Regions from separate parts of the Mus musculus genome. Here regions 1 and 3 are each linked to region 2. The links are chromatin loops, found by intact Hi-C in ENCODE. Cell type or tissue: left cerebral cortex. All regions are shown on one strand.

Region 1 (2,500 bases), 320 kb after region 2:
CCCATCTCTGTGCCATCTCTTCGGTTCTCTTCCTTCTATTTGTTTGCCATGTTCAATCCCATTCGGTTTTGTTTTACCTTATTATGTTTTATTTTGTCATATTTTATTATTATTATCTTTTAGAAGTCTGTGCTTTTCTAATGAGAGACAGAAAAGGGGTGGATCCAAGTAGAAGTGGGGATGGGAAGGAACTGGGAGGAGTAGAGGGATTGGATATTATAATTGGGATATATTATGTGAGAAAAGCATCTATTTTCAATAAAAGAAAAAGAGATTGACTGCATCAAAGTATTGGGCTCAGCTGACTCTTTCCCACCAGGAGCTGGAATCACGACTTAGTAAAGCCACATTGGCTGGTCTAAGCGCTGTCCTTCCAGCTGCGCAGTGACCAGTCCAGAGGAGCTGCCAGACCCTTTCCCCCTGTGGCCTGTGGAGAGACCTGAGGCAGTGTCAGAAATAGAAGACTCCTTCAGAGGTTGAAAGCAAAATGGACAGACGCGGACTTTCAGATCTCCGTCGGAGCCGTCTGCTTCAAACACCAGGAAATCGTCTCCTGGTGGCCAGTGGGAAGAGCAAGGTTGAGAGGGGTCTTCCAAGCAAAAGGCGGAAGAGAGTCTCTAGGGATCCTGGGATGGGTTAGATGTACATTCCAGCAGGTTACTTTATGTCTTCTCCTTTTAGGATGAAGTCTTGATAGTTGATGCTGCGGATCGGTCACATTTATGTGTTTTATGTGCATTTGTTGTGCTGCCGTAGCGCTGCGTCCTGTCAGAGGTGGAAAGAGGGTTGTGACTGCAAGAATGTTAATATATAATCAATCCAGTCGTGAAAAATATAAATAAGATGAATCATAGGAATGAGAATACATACATACATACATACATATATATATATATATATATATATATATATATATATATATATATACACATATGTATTTATACATCATGAGAGAGAAAGAGGGAGCGAGGGAGGAAGAGTGAGTGAGGAAACTAGATGCAGAGAGAAAACAGTGGTTTCCAATAAGTGGATTGTTTTTACAGCAAAGACTGCCACCTAGTGGAATTGTAAGGAAGCCCATTCCTCCCACTGCTGCCACTTTGGAAGGCAGCCAGAGCAATCAGATGCAGCTGACCTGTGAGCCTTCGGAGCTGAATAAAAGGCAGATGAATAAATGTTGGTGCATCAGTAGATTCTAAATCTTGACAACACAAAGCCTTACTTAATTTGATCCCTGTGCATCAGGAGGCTTTAAACGGCCATTAGTCATGCGTGCTGCCGGCTCCTCTCGGTTGCAGAAGGCTGGGCTGTTTACGGGGCATATGCCAGCCATATTTCATGTGAGCCAGGGAAAGGAAACACAATTTCTTGTGACTAAGAAAAGAGAATAAATATACACACAATTGTTTTTACCCTGCATAAGCTTTCATGGACTCTCATGGATTCTCTCTCTTTCGACCTATTTAAATAGTTATCTTTGGGGGGATGTGTAGTTGAAATTTTTGAACAAATAAAGTGGCCATAGGCACTTAAAAATGTATTTTACCTTAAGTGGGATTTTAAAAAGATTGTTTCTATCTGGTAATATAGTATTGACAAGGAAAAAAATGTTCATATTAATTTTTTTCTTGTTCTACTAAATGTAACATTAAATTGTATGTATGAAAAATTTATCCTTAACACCCTGCCTCCACACTATATTGCTGACTTAAACAAGGTTGACTATACCATATGCCAAAAATATATATTTAAATGCCAGCTGCAGCTTAGCATGTCTAAGCCTTTGTATTGCTTTTTTAGATAGTATAGGAAAAAACAAATAAAAGTTTTCTTTAAAAAATAAATCCTACCCAAGAAAAAACAATCGTTAGAAGCACTCATATTCTTTTTAATCATATTCTCTACCTCCTCTAGTCCCCAAATTCAACTCTCATTTACACATTTCTGAAGTTATTTCTGTCCTGTGAGTAAAATGTTCTGGATTCAGCTGATCTAGTGCACAGATTTAATGGCCACCCAGCTCCTGTGCAAATAAGAGCAAATAAACAGATCCAAGAAGATATTTTCTCTACTAAGCTAGTGCAATGTCAAAATTAACTGGATAAAATTAGAATATATGACCTACTAAACCTTGTTTAAAGGTAACAATAAGGTAATTTTCATTTGGGAAGCCAACCTAAAAAGCTTTCAAAAAAAAAAAAAAACCCAAGAAATAGCTCCAGTGAACATGTGATACTTATAGTTCATTTAAATAAGTCATTTTAACTCCTTTGAAAACAGAGAAGACTCACTGAGCAGCCAAACAACCCAACAAAATAGTCTGGAGTCAAGGGAGGAAATTTTCATGATGGCCAAAGTTACAAAAAAGTAAATACAACTTCAAAGTTCAGTAAAATAGACTTAGGAAATGTCAAAGTCATTAGATATGACAATGAAAGGGCCATGGGACCTCAGGGACAGCAGTCTCGGTAGAGTGCTGGGGACAGAAACCAGGACAGGA
Region 2 (2,500 bases):
GACAGACAGACAGAGTCAGAGACAGAGACTAGAAACTATATTCATAGGAAATGCATATATTTCATAAAGTACCAGCTTACCTCTCTGAGACAAGAATTTCTGCCACAGATATATTCTCAGGGGAACTGAGCATGTTTGATAGTAACTAAACATGTACAGGACTTGTAGGAGTTCAACCATTGAAAGAATCTCTTCTCCACATCAATAGTTACCACTCATATAATCTTAAGGAAATCCTGACTCTTGTAAGTTTCAGGAACTTCCTAAAACTTCTCAGATTTGTTTACTTCCTGAGACTTACTAGACTAGTCAATGTTGAGGGAGGGGATACAAGGGAGGGGCTTTAAACTTTCTTTACTGAATGAGATGAAGAGAGACTTCCTCTAAGAGGAAATGTTTAAATTCAGAGGAAATAGTTGCACAACACAAACACTTCACAGAGAACATAAATCACAGAGAGTTTATTAGGTAGTTAATGAAGACAATTGAAGAAAAAAGCTGCAAAGGATTTACAGTGTAGGGGCCTTTCATCATCCTTAGAAACGTTCTCAGTCTTGATACTCTGTGATTACTACAAATCACTTTGGATACAGATCTTTACTACTTTACTGATTTATTCCAAGAGAAGCCCTCTCCCCCTACTATCAAACACACTATGTACCATGTCTAGTGAGTATTAAAACTCCAGTAGTTTCCTCTTGTCATTGTTGTTCCCTCATAGTGATCAGGCCAGTTCCTGCTGGGGCTGGAAGTCACCAGATTGCATTTAGAAAGAAACTAAAAATTAATTATTCTATAGACTACCAGACAGACACCATTCTGGTTGAGGGGACTAAGATAACATCTCCATCTGAGGATGCATCCTGCTAGGCGGCCTGGTAGTCACGTCCTGGTTTCTTCTGCTCAAAAAGCTCTCTGTGCATGTGGTCTTAATGACTAGCACGTAAGCTTGACTTGAACCACCCTTCTTTACTTCAAGGCACAGGTGGTTAGGTATCCCTATAGAAAGATGCCCCCGTGCAATCTCATTCATTATGGCACACAAATAAGAGGGGGGGGGGGATAGAAAAAAAAAACCTGTTATTGAAGTTCAAGGATGTTCCTCGTCCTTTGGTAGCAGGGAAAAGGTTGCAGTTCCTTCCACAAAGCAGTACCTTGTCAAGATATTCCTAACAGAAAGAGCAGCACTTCCATTTTTGGGCAACCAGCCATCATAACGAGGCCAGCTGGCTCATGGTCAGCATCAACCCAACAGGAGCGAACTGGAAATAGAAGCCAACAGCGCCACCATGTGGAAAAGCTGGAAACTTTGAAGGCTTCTGCAGTTTTTCCACAAAACCGGAAGAAATTCAGAGCCTTGAAGGGAATTCCTAGATCTAGTGTCTGGGTTCCCTTTTCAGAATTAATCCATCAAAAGGTACTATAAAAAGGGCCCTCTAACTAATACAGCCTACAGCAAGTACACAGGGGCCTGAAGAAAATACCACCAGTATATGGCAGGTAGCTGATCGTTACCTGGGAGACAGGGGAGCTTCAGGAGGCAAGATAATGCCTGAACTCGGACTACAAACTTTTTCCCTCATCTAAGATAAAGTTATTGCAAACTACAGGATGGAAACCACAAGCCGTGATATTCCCTCATGAAGTCCTTCCTACCATAGAACCCTCACTACTGCCCAAGGGACATCCTTGACTATAAAGCACAGAAGATTCTCCCATTTAGGACAGGGATTACAACACAGGAGAAAGAACGATGAACTGAGACTTGGTGACCTTTATCCTACTTCGGACTTGACCACTAATGGCGATACTTTCCATTACCCGACTTGCCTGCTTCAAGCATCAGTTTCCTCACCTCTGGGGGTAGGGGTTTTAAGTTCTACTAAACTAAGGTGGACTCTCTGGAAATGACCCTTCAGCATCTATCTGTAGTTTGACATGAGGCTCTGGGCGTTTGTCACTATGACACATCACCCAACAGCCTAGGAGAAGATTTCAATCATCCAAGATCTAGAGAACCTTCATTTCAACAAGACCCCCGAGGGGATTAGAATACACACTAAGGTCTGAGAAGCATCTCTTTAGATCATCAGTCAGATGTAAAGACCATAAATGCAGAACATATCTAAGGCCTGATCTACTACCAGCATTATGGCTTCCTGGTACATCTGCATATCAATGGCACTTAGCGTCCATACTGGAGAATTAGGTAATTTCATTAAGGAGGGTCTTAGTTTTATTAATATTTTTGACTGAAAATATGTATTTACCTAAAGGTTTTGTTCTGTTTTTAATACAGTTCTGAATGACTTGTGGGTCATAAAAAATGAGTTAATTTCTTACTGTATTTAAAAACAAGGTTAAATCTTACAGTGTCTTCAACAACTGGTATCTACAATTTAGCAGTAGGAGTTCCTTATAAGAGAGAATAAATTAATATGTTTAGTACTATGATGACTTTGTGGAAGGGTTTTCAAACTCGAGTTTTAAAGCTTCTGTT
Region 3 (2,500 bases), 400 kb after region 2:
TGGTGGTTATCAAAACAAAAGAAAGCAAACTAAGGCACAGCCCAAGAGTAAAAAAAAAAAACAAACAAAAAAAAAAAAAAAACATTGTATCCTTCAGAATAGCTAAAAGATGAACTATTTCCAATCAAGGTTACTATTGTTTTTTCCTTAATATAAAAACTTATAGGGTGGGAAAGAGAAGGCAGAGCTCATCTGTAATGAGAATGCTCTGTTCTGCCAGCAGAAACTTCAGCATGAGGGTTTCAAGGCTTCCCCAGGCATTTCTGCTGGATGACTGTACATTCCCAATTTGATGATGTTACCTCTTTTGCTTGTAGCTGTTCTTTTCCCTGGGAACCTCACCAGAGGGAAAGCTGCTGCACCTGAGAGTCTTAATCAGAAACTCCAGCTGGCTGCTTCAGTGGGACGTCCCCAGTCAATTTCTGCTGAAGAGTTTCTATCAGACCGGTGGCTGACGTTACCTTTTGTTAGCTCTCCCTGTTGGGATATTATAGTTGTCTCTGCTAGATGCTGTGAGCACCCTAGTTGATGATGTTTAACTGTCTGTCTGCTGCTTCTGTTATTACTATTTGTCCTTTTACATCTGCTTGCAAATATGCTTAATAAACTCACTAATTCAAAACTGAAAGTGCAGCATTCTCTGGAAGGTATAGAACACTCTCTCTCCATCCCTACTGCCACAGACCACCTTTCTCTCTTGGCTTCCTAGATCAAGATACTTTTATTCTTCTACTATTAAACATTGAAACCCCAGGCTCTTTAGCCTTTTGACTGGAAACTTGGGTGAAAAGCTCTCTGGGTCCTAAAGCCTTTGCCTCAGACTTGAAGTAACTTGATGTAACTCAGAGTTACATCACACACACACACACACACACACACACACACACACACACACGCACGCACATGCACACGCACATACCTAATTCTGAGATCTTTTGGACTTGGACTGAGACATGATGCCAACATCCCAAGTTCTCTATCTGCCAGACAGGCTGAGAAAAAACATCTGAGTAAAAATAGAAACAACAGATAATATATACTTGATGACACCATTCATATATAACTCTAAAAGATGCAAACTAGTCTAGAAAACAGTTTGAGAATTTTCTTAACAGGTAAGCATGAGCCTATCATGCAGCCTGATATCCCTCTCCAAAAATAAAAACATACACAAATACTTTTATAGCATTTTTCATAGCACCTTATTTATAATAACCCAAGGCCTATCAAGGGGCAAAAAGATTAAAAAAAAAAAGTAGGATCTATCAATGTAATGGTAAGCTATTCAGCAGTAAAAAGGATGGACATTCAATACACACAGCAATATGAAGATAATTGTATTATATGAAAAGATCCAGGCATAAGCAGTAATGACTATAGGATTCCCTTTATATTGGATTCGAGAAAGTGCAAACTAATCTATAATGGCAGTAAGTCAGTATTTGCATGAGTGAATACAGGGCTCCTCATGCCCTACTTAACCTGTCGATCCATATGCAAAATAAGTCTTGTCACTATTTTAAGCCAATGAATTTTGGGATAATTTTTTGCTCAACTATATAAACTGGAACCATTCTGCCCCTCTGTGGAGCCTAGAAATCAAGTGCTATAGCAGGGTTAGTCTTCCATACAGCCATGGAGACTAATGCCTTCACCCTTCCCACTCCATCACAGAGCTCCAATGCTCCCTGGAACAGTCCTCCTATCACAATGTACTGCCAAATATCCTTGGGGTCCGCTGAGAACTGACCTCATGCTCACCCTGCTCCCAAGGAAGTTCATTATCTAAAGAATTAGTTTGCTTTCATTGAAGAATTTGGCCATATTTTAAATGAGACTTTCTGAAGACACACACCTTATCCCAGAAGTGAATTAAACCTGACAAATTAGGAGGAGGCGGGCCAGCCCCTCCCCTTGCTTTGAGAGGACTACTTTTGATCTGGTCCAACAGCAGTAAGCAGAAAGCAAGCTAATTCCATAGAGTACATTTTTATTTCTTAGTTGTCATTATTTGTTGGACGGATGGATGGATGGATGCAGGTTGCTCTGCTTGATTAAGCATCCACTGGGTTTTAATATGACTACAAATCAACAGTGCAGTAGACATTCTGACATCCACACACTCAGCTTTAACAGGGAGGATTCTGTGAATAAGTGAACTGACATAGTAATTTTTCCTGTGACTAAATAGCATGCCTAGTTTCTGAGGTAACCTTTTCTTCGAATTGTGTGAAGGTGTGTCTCTGTATTTTCAGTTGTTGATTCTGTGCCACAGAGAATGAATGCTGACAGGATTCTGGTATTGTTATTTCTATGGCCCATCATTAGTTTTTCTATTTTGTAAATATTCTTCCTCCTCCACTTGCCTAAAGGCAGTCTAGAATGAATCAAAGGTGATCTTACTGCTGATCGGTTATAATAAAGAAGCGATAGACAATAGCTGGTCAGGAAGTAGGGGGCAGAACTTCCAGGCAGAGAAAATGATGCCAGGGAAGAAAGC

The links. A loop is a pair of places that touch in the nucleus more often than their neighbours do. Peaks named below come from ENCODE experiments on the same cell type or tissue, not always from the same donor. Only the 100,000 strongest peaks of a DNase experiment are listed, where the experiment ranks them.
Region 1: a loop joins it to region 2, with 6 times the contacts of the local background. A loop is called at or near these places in 4 of 42 quality-filtered maps.
Region 3: a loop joins it to region 2, with 4 times the contacts of the local background. A loop is called at or near these places in 3 of 42 quality-filtered maps.

The regions. Positions count from the first base shown.
Region 1 is chr4:40,013,700-40,016,199 of GRCm38, forward strand. No RefSeq gene overlaps it. Among named protein-coding and RNA genes, the nearest start is that of Gm26087, 33 kb to the left of the region's middle. In left cerebral cortex, a CTCF peak has its summit at 1,078 (motif pointing left); DNase peaks (open chromatin) are centred at 470, 718, 1,102 and 1,965; H3K4me3 peaks cover 465 bases; H3K27ac peaks cover 876 bases.
Region 2 is chr4:39,696,507-39,699,006 of GRCm38, forward strand. No RefSeq gene overlaps it. Among named protein-coding and RNA genes, the nearest start is that of Gm42272, 14 kb to the right of the region's middle. In left cerebral cortex, a CTCF peak has its summit at 1,303 (motif pointing left); DNase peaks (open chromatin) are centred at 904 and 1,241.
Region 3 is chr4:40,099,494-40,101,993 of GRCm38, forward strand. No RefSeq gene overlaps it. Among named protein-coding and RNA genes, the nearest start is that of Aco1, 43 kb to the right of the region's middle. In left cerebral cortex, no CTCF peak of the experiment used is centred here; a DNase peak (open chromatin) is centred at 1,555.